2 separate regions of the Homo sapiens genome follow, and region 1 is linked to region 2. Evidence: read pairs that join two places in POLR2A ChIA-PET (ENCODE). Cell type or tissue: GM12878. All regions are shown on one strand. Each heading gives the region's core, and the rest is flanking DNA. Links, peaks and the distances in the headings are about the cores only.

What was found. Peaks named below come from ENCODE experiments on the same cell type or tissue, not always from the same donor. Only the 100,000 strongest peaks of a DNase experiment are listed, where the experiment ranks them.
Region 1: POLR2A ChIA-PET joins it to region 2 with 5 read pairs; 3 of 35 experiments call an interaction of 5 or more read pairs at or near these places.

What each region holds. Positions count from the first base shown.
Region 1 is chr9:72,631,560-72,638,829 of GRCh38, forward strand. All of the region lies in intron 4 of TMC1 (transmembrane channel like 1), which reads left to right. Among named protein-coding and RNA genes, the nearest start is that of TMC1, 110 kb to the left of the region's middle. In GM12878, for the core only: no CTCF peak of the experiment used is centred there; a DNase peak (open chromatin) is centred at 3,822.
Region 2 is chr9:72,405,082-72,412,351 of GRCh38, forward strand. No RefSeq gene overlaps it. Among named protein-coding and RNA genes, the nearest start is that of ZFAND5, 44 kb to the left of the region's middle. In GM12878, for the core only: no CTCF peak of the experiment used is centred there; no DNase peak of the experiment used is centred there.

The sequences.
Region 1 (7,270 bases), core at 1,848-5,847, 230 kb after region 2:
ATTTTGCAAACTATATCTCTCAGAGTACAAGGCTCCACAGCTAGTCTTGCACCAAATATATGAGGTTCTTGAATAGTCATTTTCTCAAAGTTCTCATCTCTTTACAAAGCAAGTTGAGGGGGGAAGCAGAGAGAGCACTCTGGTGCTTCCAAAAGCATCAGCCATCCACACTCTGCCTATTGAAAACACCAAATCTGAGCATGTGTGTCATTGTCCAGGAATAAACAATCACAAAAAGGCATCAATGAGGCCTATAAAAACAAGAGCGCATGCAAGAAGATGGGATTGTTATGAAACAGGAGCACAAGGCTACTAAAAGAGGGCAAGCCTAAAGGAAAAGTCACCAGGGTGAGATGGAAATAGATATAGGAAGAATAGTGAACGGTGGCAAGGAAGTAAAGGAATACAAAAGTAATAAAATATCCATTGCATTAGTCCGTCCTTGCATTGCTGTAAAGAAATACCTGAGACTGGATAATTTATAAAGAAAAGGGTTTATTTGGTTTATGGTTCTGCAGGCTGTATGAGAAGCATGGTGCCAGCATCTGCTCCTGGTGAGGCCTCAGGAAGCTTCTATTCATGGAGGAAGGTGAAGGGGGAGCTAGCATATCACATGGTGAGAGATGGAGTGAGAGAGAGAGAGAAAGAGAGAGAGGAGATGCCAGTCTTTTAAATAACCAGATCTTATGTGAACTCAGAGTAAGAACTCACTTATCATGAGGACAGCATCAAGACATTCATGAGGAATCTGACCCCATGACCCAAACACCTCCCACTAGGCCCACCTCCAACATGGGCAGTCACATTTCAACATAAGACTTGGAGAGGACAGAACATCCAAACCATATCACCCACATTGAGGGAGCAAGGAGCAGACTCCATACTGCAGAACACACATGGGAAACAAACTTGAGAAGTTTCCCCAGGGCATAGGGTAAGAGGACGAGGGGCTGGAAAAAGAAAGGTAATGGATATAGAGGACAGAGAATGGAGTTCGAAGATACATCTAAGAACTTTACATATTCCTAAGGAACCCACAAAGATAAAACAAACAGAGCAAGTATGAAAGATGTAATAGAAGCAAATGACCCTGCATTGAAAATGATCAAAGTATGCAGATTGGAAAGGCTCACAAATTCCAATAAAAAGAATTGAAAACAAAAAAAAATGCTGCAATAACATTCTTTAAACTATATTAATTGTAAGGTTTTTACAAAAATAAGTACTCAGGCAGTAGTAAAAAGTTTGCGAATAAAGAAACCAAAATTAAACTCTAACTTTTCTTATGTAATACCAAATTCCAGAACTTGGAAACATATCTGCATGCTTTACCAGGGACCAGATTATGAGGCAGTTATTTAAGATTAGAAAAGTTCTCTTTCATTGGTAAAGGCAACAGAAAGATATATTTTAGAGGTAGAAGCTCTCTAACATAGACACTATTCTGCCAAAAAAAAAAAATAAGATAAATGTAACAAAATAAAATGAGCTTCAAGGTGTATTTTGGTCACTGAGAGATGATTCAAAAGAAGACTTTGAACAATGAGAATGTTAACATTTAAAAGAATAGGTGGAATTTTTCCTTACTCAGTTTGTTCAATAAAATCATGGGTCCACTGTAACCTGATATATCTTGTTGCTTAAAGGGAAAGCTTGGCCCTACCTTTTCTGCTTTCTTCTGTGTTCATGGTGTAGAAAATGTATTTTTGTTAACCAATTATTTACTTCACACTTGAGGTAGACTTTGTTGCCATGTTGGATGGCTATTTTGTTAGGTCAAACAGTTTTCTGCCACATGCCTATGTGATTTTAAATAATGTAGCCCTCACCCTGAGCTTCTGCTATAGGGACCACATGCTTTGTGGTAACCAGGTGCTGCCAAAATTGGATGATAGCAGGCTCCTGACCCATGCCTGTCAAGTCATAGGTGGTTAAGGTCATGGGAGTTGGAGTCAGACTGTCTGGTTCCAAATCCAAGGTCTACCAGTTGATTTTGACCTTAATTTTCTTATTCTGTAAAATGAGTTTATTGATTGTTCCCACTCAGTTCGTTTGAGGTGAGGATTAAATGAGTTAATACCTGTAACTTTTTGACTGGCACAAGACACAATCCTATTACATGTTCTGAAAAAAAATTCTCTACATGAACCAAAGGAATGAATTCTATTTCCTCCACTGCTACTACAACTCAACACTTCTAATCACCAAATGTGTGGAGGTTTTTCTACATCAGTTTGTCAGACACCTACTATGTGTCCTATAATTCAGTTCAGTTCTGACACCATCTACATGGAAACAACATCCGATCCCATGGACTAAAAGCTCAGTCTCATAAGACTGTCTATAATGGCTCAAGTGGGTTCTTCTTGCCTGCTGCACAGAAAAACCAATACATCAAGGCAGTGGTGTTGCAGTAGAGAAAGCATTTGATAATCACAAGGCCAGCCAAGTGGAAGCATGGGAGATAATTCTTAAATCTGCCTCCCCAAGAGCTCAGGGGCTAGGGTTTTTAAGGATAATTTGGCAGACAGGGGACTAGGGAACGAGTGCTGCTGATGAGTTGTGGATGAAATCATAGGAGTATCCAAACTGTCTTCGCATGCTGAGTCAGTTTCTGGGTGGAAGTTTCTGCGTGGGAGTCAATTTCTTGGCATGAGTCACAGGTCCGGGTGGAGTCAGTTAGTTGCCAGAATGCGAAAGTTTAAAAATATCTCAGAGACCAATCTTAGATTTTGACAATAGTGATTTTATCTATAGGAGCAAGAGGGGAAGTTAAAAATCTTGTGACCTCTGGCTACATGATTCTTGAGCAGTAACTATTATAGAAAGGTAAGCTAGGGAACAATGTCTGGTTATCATTTAATTACACCTACATCTTAGCAGAATTTAAGTTCTTCTCATAAGCCCAACCTTGTGGACTTTCATTAGTCTTACAAAGGCAGTTTCAGTCCCCCACCAAGGAGGGCATTAGTTTCAGGTAGGGACTGTTATCATCTTTGTTTTAAAGTTAAAAAAGGCAGTTAGCTTGTGATGTTAGAAGAAAGATGTCAGATTTCTCTCACTGTCATAATTTTTGCAAAGGTGGTTTCATGGCCCCACTTGAAATGAGAATGGGAAGTCCAGGTTTTCACCTGTGCTTTAGACTGGGTGGAGATAAATTAAAGGTTCACAGGACCTCCTCCTCAGATTTGACCATTTGCTAGAATGGTTCACGGAACTCAGAAAAACAGTTTACTTATTTGATTACCAGTTTACTTTAAAAGGAAATTACAACTCAGGAAGAGCCAGATGGAAGAGAGGCATAGGGCAAGGTATGTGGGAAGGAGCATGAAGCTTCCGTGCATTCTTGGGCTCATCACCCTCTCAGCACCTCCATGTGTTCAGCAACCTGGAAGCTCTTCGAAAAATGTTCTTAAGCCAGGTGTGGTGGCTCACACCTGTAATCCCCGCACATTGGGAGGCTGAGGTGGGTGGATCATCTGAGGTCAGCAGTTTAAGACCAGCCTGGCCAATGTGGCGAAACCCCGTCTTTACTAAAAAGAGATTAGCCAGGTGTGGTGGCACATGCCTGTAATCCTAGCTACTTGGGAGACTGAGGCAGGAGAATTGCTTGAACTCAGGAGGCAGAGGTTGCAGTAAGCCAAGATTGTGTCACTGTACTCTGGCCTAGGTGACAGAGCAGGACTCCGTCTCCAAAAAAAAAAAAAGAAAGAAAAGAAAAAGAAAAATGTTCCTTCAGATTTTTATGAGGGCTTCATTGCATATACATGCCCCTCCCTGGAGGTTGGTCTGGAGGTTGGGCTGAAAGTTCCAACTCTAACCACATGGTTGATTTCCATGGCAACAGCCCTGCTTATCATTAGGGACTTCCCAAAAGTCACCTCATTAACACAAACTCTGGTGTGACTGAATAACAAAAGATGCTCCTGTTACCTTTATTGCTCTTAGAAAATTCCAAGGGCTTTAGGGGCTTTGTGCCAAAAACAAACACTATATATATCTTATTATAAATCACACTATCTCACATTATTATTATTTAAAATGATAAGTCAGTCAAGCTCTCTTTTCTTGAGAATTTGATTTGGGAAACTTCGAGAATGAGGCAAGGAGCAGTGGGAATAGGAGTTTAAAGTAAGCATAGAAAGCATAGAAAGAAGCTAGGGAATAGATTAAGGTTGCAAGGAGGGATAACAAATGGAGATTAGGAAATAGTGGAGACTGTGATTAAGCAGAGCCTGTCATTAGGCATTTCTGATATAAACCCAGATGCTGTCATATCACCTCACTGAATGCTTGCCCTGAAACACTTGTTTTAGTGCAGATAAATTCATCACCTAAGGATGGCTTATCCTTTCTATGGCCATTGAACTTAAGAGCTCCACTAAATAGGATAACTCCCTTTATGCTGGGAAATCTACCAAAATTACCTGTGTCAGAAGGGTAAGAAAAGAGAATCCAGGATCCAGAATGGGATTGAAGTGATCTCCCATTCTTTTTGTGATATTTAGACTGCCTTCTGCCTCTCCAATCGACAGAATAAAGACCAAACTTCTACCCGGGTGGGTAGGGCTTATCCTGAGGATGGAGACTTTCTAAGTATAGATGGTCAAGAAACTGGTGCACATTTAAGTTAGACGCATCTCTAAATTGTCTGGGCTTAGACTATTCTAAGAATGAATAATTATGAAAATTGAGGCAGCTCAGAGACTCATTTTCTAAGATTTCAATATATGATTAGCAAAGTGCTATAGAAAAAAATAAAATGGCACAGTTTGGCAGTTGGCATCTTGTATCTTTCTGTCCCAGGTCTTTCTTGTGCTTGTAATTCTTTCATTGATAAAGAACTCAGCTATCTATCCAGGCGTGATGGCTCATGCCTGTTATCTCAGCACTTTGGGAGGCTGAGGCGGGAGGATCACTTGAGGTCAGGAGTTCGAGACCAGCCTGGCCACCATGGTGAAACCCACATGGTGAAACATCTGTACTAAAAATACAAAAGTTAGCTGGGTGTGGTGGTGGGAGCCTGCAGTCTGAGCTACTCAGGAGGCTGAGGCAGGAGAATTCCTCGAACCTGGGACTTGGAGGTTGCAGAGAGCCAAGATTGCGCCACTGCACTCCAGCCTGGGTGACAGAGCAAGACTCCATCTCAAAAAAAAAAAAAAAAAGGATTCAGCAATGTGTGGTTCTTTTGAATCTATGGTATGTATTAGCACATCACAGCAGAGCAGAGGTTCTCAACAATTGATTTTATTCCCCAGGGGACATTTGGCAATGTCTGGAGACAATTTTGGAACTTAGAGGCTGATGCTATTTTGGAACTTAGAGGCTTAGATGCTATTGGTGTTGTGGGCAGATGACAAGAGAGATTGCAAACGTTCTCCAATTCAGAAGGCAGCCTCCACAAAAAGAATTATTCAGTCCAAAGTGTTAATAGTGCTGTTATTGAGAAACCATGCCCTAGAGAAGCAGCCTAGAACTTTGAGTTTTTCCTTTTTTTTTTTTCAATCAACTAATGAGAATAAATGTGGAGGAGACGGGCAAAAATGTCAGCAGCCCCGTATGGTTTTCAAAATCATTTCAGATATTTGCTATTCACCAGTGTCAGCCAATGTGTTTATTTTTGAAAGGTCAGAAATTTCATAGGGCCAGATTACTAAAATGGTTATTATTATTTTTTTGTTTTCAAGAGCTTATGTTAGTTATCTAGTATAGAGAAGTCTACCATAGAGATCCCTTTGTTCTGAGTACTGGACTTTTTCACTTACCAAAACTCTCCTACTCTATACGTTCTTCACCGTGATAATCCAAGAAGTCTGAATCCTCCCCATGGCTCTCCCCTGTTTCCATCCCCAGTCGGTGGGTTTCCCACAGGTCTCCAGTGTGCTTTGGAAGTAGGAACTCCTAACAGATTCACAGTTTGAACATGGTAGTCCTCTGAGCTGTTCAGTATTTTAAATCTCTCTGCAGTTAGTTATAATCATTCAACTCTTTTAGTCATTCTTCTAATGTCAGTATAGATAACTAAAAGATTGTAATATTAGAAGACCTATTTCCCAGAGACCACAAAGACAATCTCATGGAAGTCCCACTGTAGTAAATAGAGTCTATTTTCTACCCAGCATCTGGTAGAGTAATTCAGACATGTGTTTTGACAGTTTGCCTGAAAGTAACTTGACAAATAATTTTACTAAAGAATCCTAGAAAGTCAATGGCAACATTTTGTTCATTCTAAGTTGTTCAAGCCACGTCCTTAGATGTGGTTGATTCAAATTTCTTCAGAACTGGAAAAGCACAAGAGAATTAGTATTCCAGTAATAAGGAATCATGGATTGTGGCAGTCTTTTTAAAACATAAACTAGTTTAGCACATAAGTGGTGGCCTAGTACATTTTAAAGTGGAGTCCAAGGGAAGTTTCTTGAATTGCTGTAGTTCTTATGGTGTTCTGCTGAAGCCGTGTAGATCTTATGGTGTTCTGCTGAAGCCGTGTAGATATTGATCATGCTGCCTCCCACCACCACCCCCTTCATTCCAGATCTGCTCAAAGACAACTTAGAAGGTCCTATCCTGGTCTCCTGTCTGAAACATATACTTTCTCTCCTCCCGCCCCCAGCCTGCCCATACTATTCCAATCCTTCTCTACCTATTATTCCTTTGTTTTGTTTTCAATATAAAAATCTTATCTATTTCTTTATACGTTAATCATCTATCACTCCCCACACACTACAATGTGTGCATTCATTCCCTGAGTAACTGAAACCTAGAGGCCCGGGAGTCATTTTTGAAACTTCCTTTCCTTGGCTTTCTCCTCTAACTGCTCTTCCAATTCATCGGCTGGATTTGACTATTCTAATTCCAAATCTGTCTGGAACTCGTGTACCTCTCGCAGTGTCCACTGCTGTTGTTCTGGTCTGGGGCACAATCGACACTCATGCTCACCGAACTGCAGCAGCCCCCTTCCTGCTGCTTATTTTGACCACACCTCTTTTTGAACCTATTCTGTACAAAGGAGCTGGAAAGAGTCAGTAAAAATACAGAGCATAGTGTTCATTGCCTTGCTTGGACAGGACCTGCCATATGTGTCTTCTCTATAGTATTGGCTGAATGCATAAACAGCGAGAAATAAATGTGTAGAGAGTAAATTGATAGAAAGCTGCCCTCAGTCATCTCCCATGGAGAGGGCTAGTGATGACTGGCGAAGGTCACAGAGCTACTATGTGTTAGATTTTGGACTAAAATCCAGTTTTTCTGAGAACGGTCAAGAGTTTATTTA
Region 2 (7,270 bases), core at 1,748-5,747:
CATTGCCGAACTGATCAAGTATTGTCACGTTCTGCATTGATAGAAATCTAAGTGGAGTACTGGGTGCTCAACCTGAATCACTGTGAGGCCATTTTATACTGATGAGTGATTTTTATATAGTAGGGGCTCAGAGTGCAAAACTGCATTGTCTCTCCATTTCTACCTTTGGAAAATATTTTAATGATTAACAAAAGTGGTTAAAAAAAACAAAAAAAGGCTTCTACTAATAGATCTGGGAGAATTAAACCAGAGTAGATCATCAGACTATCTCTTTATAAAATATATTAGCCACATTCATTTATTATTAACATGTATTATTTATTTGCACAAAAATACATGTATTCATTGTAAAAAAAATCCAAAACCACAAGTAAACAACACTATCAAATTACCAATGGCACCTGGGGAGATTACCACAATAAATACAATAAATGAATGTATGTAGCAGAATAAGTTGGCCAGCGAATGATCTTTCCTCTCTTCTTAGGTGAAGGAATTATTAGCCTTACATTAAAGGAAATAAAAAGTTGCCAGGTATGAGCTACCAGTGAGCAATTCCTAAATCCACCTGTTGTCCTTGAAAGATCAGTTAGTTCTGGCCACTAAACTTAATGTCTGAGTAGGAGGGTAAGATCAACTCTTTCTTGTGGGAGAGTCTTAAAGGAAGGCTGAGCCCTGAGGGAGGAATAGGGGGAAGAGAAGAGTTTCAGTTCTTAAAGTAGTCAGAAGAGCTCTGACCTGGTCATCAGTAAGACTGAATTTAGATCGTTGCTCCTAACCATTGTGTGACCCGGAGTCGATTATCAATCTCTCTGAGCATCAGTTTTCCTATTAATCAAATGAACGGGTTGAGATAAGGAAAAGTCTAAGGTGGGAAAGAGATTGTGGAAATGTCTAAGACATAGCTTCTACAAATTTAGTTGTAAAAATGGGCCCAAGAAAGAACACTATTTCTAGATTGGGGTGATGGTGGGGGAACGAGGGAGATGAGGATGGAGAGAACCTTAGCAGAGGGCTCAGCTAAAAGTCTGATCTTGTTCAACACCTTCATTCAGGATCTAGAACTAAGCTGCCCAATATGGCAGCCTTTAGCTACATGTGGCTACTTTTGGAATTGAGATGTGCTATAAATGTGAAATACACAATGAATTTTTAAAATAGTACAAAAAATCTAAAATATACCTGTAACAATTTTAAGACGTTGATTAAATGCCAAAACAATAGTTCATTGGATAATTCATTTTACCTGCCTTTTTTTTTTTTTTTTTAGTCAGGGTCTTGCTCTATCACCCAGGCTGGAGTGCAGTGGCACAATCCCAGCTCACTGCAACCTTTGCCTCCCAGGTTCAAGGAATTCTCATGCTTCAGCCTCCTGAGTAGCTAGGAATACAGGTGTGTGCCACCATGCCCGGCTAATTTTTGCATTTTTAGTGGAGTCAGAGTTTCACCAGGTTGGCCAGGCTGGTCTCGAACTCCTGACTTCAAGTGATCCACCCACTTGGGCCCCCCAAAGTGCTGGGATTACAGGTGTGAGCTATGGTGCCTGGCCTACCTGCTTCTTTAAAACTTTTTATTGTGGCAACTAGAAAAATTTAAATTACGTGTATTTCCATTGGATGCTACTGATCTAGGCTCTAATTTTAAGAAAATACACTTTGGGAAAATGTGCAATGAATAATCTCTACATGGATGTGGAAAATGTTGCGATTGTAAGAATGGTGTAGTAGAATGAGTGTCATCAGGAATTTAAATATTAAGTAGATAAGAGAAAAGCAGGAAAATAGGAATGACAACAATACTTGAAGGGGAATAATGATAACAGGTTTGCAAACTACATATGAACCTGAACCTCCGATTGACAAAAAGCAGTTTAGAGCTAGTCTGGTGCAGAGAAACAGGCCAGAGAGTCATGCCTTGTTTGTGGTAGTTGATTCTTTTTAACTGAGCCTGTCTGCACTTGATTTAAGTAAGAAGGTAGGGATGGGAGAGGGGAAATTAACAGGGTATGATTTACAAAGCATGTTTATAGATCTTACAAATTGGCTTCACTAAAGGAAGGAGTTAATACATGTCAATAAATGAGTACAACTACTATAATATGCATAATGGCGTTTGCTAAATAGCAACTCTTCTTCCTGGAAAATTTCCTTTACCTCATACAGATGAATCATTTACTTCCAGAAAATAGTACACTTACTGTAGGCTTAGTTCAATCCTAGTGATTAAATTCGGCTAGCCAAGTCAGGTCAGATTTCATGGTAACATGACAAAAGGGAGAATAAAACTCTAAAAGGACATTGAAAATGTCCTAAACACCATATCCAATGGCTTTTCACAGTCTTCATCCTTCTAAGCTTCAGAGCACCACTTGACAGCAATAACCTTCTCTTTAACATTTTCTTCTCCATTGCCTTCCAGTGATGTGATGTCTGAGGTCTTTTCTTTTCACTCTGACTTGTCCTGACAGGGAAGCAGTATTGATTGAAGAACAAAGGTTTGTGGGTTGTAGTGAGAACTTGGGGTAATAGTTTCTGTAAAGTGTGTAGTAGGTTCTCAATCAATTATAGCTATTAGCTTTTGTTATTACCTTTGACTGAATATTTTCCTTCACCCAAGCCTTACATTTACGTTCTCTGTTCTTCATATACTACAGAATTGTATTTACTTCTTTTGTTTCAAATGTTACCCCTTTATTAATAAACAGCTGCACAATGTCACATCTGAACCTGTCTGTGAATGCATGGTGTAAGTATTTTTATTGTTTTTTTTTTAAGGCCTGGGCAGTGTATGACAGGCAGAAGCTTCTTTCTTCCAAATCTGTGTGCGTCTAAGAGACTCGATGTCACTCCACCTCCCCATTTTTGCCAAGTGCAGCATCACAGATGTGTGTCTGGGTCTTCCTCCAGTCCTTCAGCATTACACTCCCCAGAGCTCTATGAATACAATGGAGGCTGGGATGCCAATACATTCCAGCATGATCTTAGTTTGGTTTCATGTGGGACTTCTAGTGTACTACGACATTCTGATGATGGGTTCAAGGTAACTTTCTATGACTGGCACAAAAATGAGAGAAATTGTGTTATAGCTTTAGCTGTGGGGCTTTGGGCAGGTCATGTCACCTCTCTGGCTTAGTTCCTTTATTTGTAGGATGAGTGATTTAGACTTGATCTCAACACTTTCTCGTGCTAGGATGCTGAGTTTCTTGAAGACAATGGGCACGTAGAGGATAGCAAAGCACATGATATTCTTGAAGCTTTCAAATGAAACAGTGTTGTTCAAGGCAGGATAATGGGAATAGATTGCATTCCCAAAAATGTTCACATTAGGGATTTTTTTTTTTTTTTTTTTTTTTGAGACAGAGTCTTGCTTTGTCCCCCAGGCTGGAGTGCAGTGGTGCAAGCTCCATCTCCCAGGTTCACGCCATTCTCCTGCCTCAGCCTCCCAAATAGCTGGGACTACAGGCGCCCGCCACCATGCCTGGCTAAATTTTTTTGTATTTTTAGGAGAGACGGGGTTTCACCGTGCTAGCCAGGATGGTCTCAATCTCCTGACCTTGTGATCCACCCGCCTCGGCCTCCCAAAGTGCTGGGATTACAGGCGTAAGCCACCACACCCAGCCGGGGTAATTTCAATAGCTATTACGACCACAGGATTGCCATCCCGACAAGCCTCATATACTTGTTACTATTTTTATCACTGAAATGATAATTTATTGGTCATTTTAATCATAAAAGTCCTGCTGATTTTTAGTTTTGTAGATTACATAATGAAAAAAATCTTCTTTATTTATTTAGGCGCCCAGTACATGTTCATTGTAAAAATTTCAAAGAATAGAGAAAATTTTTTTAAAGGCAGTAAAAATCATCCCCAAATTCTGGCCACCTGGGAGTAATAATTTATAAAAATTTGGTTAGTGTTCTAATGTATGTGACCTTACATAAATTAGAACAAACTATTAATGCTGTCTTGTAACCTGCTTTCTTTCTTTGTTTTTTGTTTTTGTTTTTGTTTTTGTTTTTTTGAGATGGAGTCTCACTCTGTCGCCCAGGCTAGAGTGCAGTGACGTGATCTCGGCTCACTGCAACCTCTGCCTCCCAGGTTCAAGAGGTTCTTCTGCCTCAGCCTCCTGAGTAGCTGGGATTACAGGCGTGTGCCACCATGCCTGGCTAATTTTTTGTATTTTTAGTAGAGACGGGGTTTTGCCATGTTGGCCAGGCGGGTCTCAAACTCCTGACCTCAGGTGATCTGCTTGCCTTGGCCTCCCAAAGTGCTGTGCATTTGGCCTATAACCTGCTTTCTGAAAAAGTTTTTGGTATATTGTAGATATCTTTCTTCAGTAGTGGCCATTGATTTAGAATCATCTTTTGTAATAGCCATATTCCATTGTCTGGTGGATCCATAATATATACCATTATATATTTATTTATTCCTTTCATGATGGATATTTAAGTTATTTCTAATTTTCCACTATTATAGATAGAACTGTGATGAACATCAAGTCATATCAAAGCTTACAAACATATTGAAACACGCTTATTTTGAAATAAGAGCAGAGTTATTTTGTTAGGCAATTAAGAGGCAGTCAGTAAATATACTTTGATAATGATTGTCCCTGCGATGCCCTAATTCCTGATTTGCAATAGATTAATGCACTGTCACCATTATTTTCCAAAAGGTTAGAAACTTACACTTAATCACTGTAACTAAAAATTAATTTTATGCTATTAGAAATGATAAGGTAATACAAAGTATCCTTTCCCCAGCTGAAACTATTATAGTTATTTCTAATTCAGCCAGCCCTTATGAAAATAATAAAACATGTATTGGCTTCTTATCTCATTTGAATATGAAGGTTTATTGTCATTCATGTTAAATGTTGTTTTTTTTTTTGTTTTGCTTGAGTTAATAATACCTCAGAGTTGGACTAACACCATCTCCTTTTGTTAATCATCGACTGCCAAAAATTCAAAATCCCAAGCAGATTGAAGGAACAGTATAAAGTAATTTTCAGAGGTTTATTTTGGGAATGAATTTACAGAATATTTGCTTTTTTATCCTAGTACCTCATACAGTGCCTCGGACATAGTGGGCACTCAATAAATATTTATTGAAGAATGAATGAATGAAGCACATTCAATTTGTGACTTAAATAATGGTGAATATCTGAACCAATGGGGCCAACTATTTCTACAACTAAAATAATCCATTGGGGTTACCACAGAATTGACTTTCTACACTTAGAAATAAGGTGAATGTTTTCCACTAAACATAACTCACCAGTTTTATCATTCTTAATATTCATTGTTTATAGAGGGAGTTGGAAAACTGTCTCCTGCGGGCAAAGTCCAGCCTGCTGCCTATTTAGTACAACATGTGTGCTAAGAATAATTTTAAAAATATTTTTAAATGGTTGAAAACAATCAAGAGAAGAATAATATTTCATGGCAGGTAAGAATTATATAAAATGTAAATTTACTGTCTGTAGAGAAAATTTCACTGGAATCCTACCATGTTCATTCTTTCATGTATTGATGAAATTTCATGTTTTATGGTTGAGTTACAACAGTGGCATTGAGTAGTGACCCACAAAGCCAAAAATATTTACTGTCTGGCCTTTTACAAAAAAATTTTTGCCAACTCCTAGTTTTGACCCAAAACTGTTTCTTGGGGACAGGGATGCATTTTGAGTTACCAGCATTATCGAATGCTAGAGTGACAGCAACCTTGGCAAAGGCAAGTCAAGGCAGTATGTCTGTTTTGTTAACTACTAGAAAATCGTAGTGGTAGTATATTCTCTTTTCTTTTTTATCATCTCTGATTGAGGAGACCAGTCTCTTTTTTTGAGATGGAGTTTCACTATTTTTGCCCCTGCTGGAGTGCAATGGTGGGATCTTGGCTCGCTGCAACTTCTGCCTCCTGGGTTCAAGTGATTCTCCTGCCTCAGCCTCCCAGGTAGCTGGGATTACAGGTTCACGTCACCACACGAGGCTAATTTTGTATTTTTAGTAGAGATGAGGTTTCACCATGTCAGACAGGCTGGTCTCAGATTCCTGACCTCAGGTGATCCGCCCACCTTGGCCTCCCAAAGTGCTGGGATTACAGGCATGAGCCACTGTGCCCAGTCTGAGAAGACCAATCTTATGCAAACCTCTTACTGGGCCCAGCAATTCAACTGTGACCCCTCTGGCCTCTCTGGCTTCCCTCCAGAACCCTGCCTGCCCCATGGTTGTATAGGCTGGGGACACTAATGACTCCCCCAAAAGCCTGTCAGGATTTTAAAAATTGGGCTCTTCGGAACTTCTGTGGAAAATTGAAGAGGTTTGTCTATATCCTAAATGTATGAAATTATTGAATTCTTACATGAATTTTAGTTTGAGATTTTAATTTTAATTAGTTTCTTCTACAGTGGAGATACTCATTTGCACCAAGTTCCTGAGAGTAACTAAAGATCACGTGAAGAAATAAACAGTTCAATTATTGTTATTCTTTCACAAGATCGCTATAACACTGATTATAAAAGAGAGAGATGTTCTTACAGACACATGCTCTTTATTTCTGACTACCTAACAATTGTTTTTAATAATGGCCATTTCAAGCTGTCCCAGTTGTAGCATGGGTCATTTGCTATACGTATTGTATTAGGATTCTCCAGAGAAACAGAACCACACACATACACACACACGTGTGTTTGTGTGTAAATATATGTAGACATATGTAAAAATATGTAAATATATATAATTTAAATTATAGAAATTACATATATATTTCTGTATGTGCATATATATGTATGTGTAAATATATGCATGTAATTTCTATAATTTAAATTATATATATTTTTAGTTTTCATTACAGTTTTCTAAAAAAATTGGCTGATGAGATTGTGGGCACTGGCCACTGTGAAGTGTGCAGGGCAGGCTGGAAATTCCAGCAGGAGTTGATGTAGTTTTGTATCCAAAGGCAGTCTGGAGGCAGAATTCTCTCTTCTTCAGGTGACCTCAATCTTTTCTTTCAAGGCCTTCAACTGATTAGATGATGCCACACACATTATGGAGGGAAATCTGCTTTACTCAAAGTCTACCAATTTAAATGTTAATTATATATACAGTATACCTTCCCCGCAACATCTAGGCCAGTGTTTGACCAAACAAATGGGTACCACAACTTAGCCAGTTGACACTTAAAAGTAACCATCACACCTATGTGAATGCATACATATAAACATATATATGTATGAAAGACATATATATAAATAAGTGCATGTATGACACAT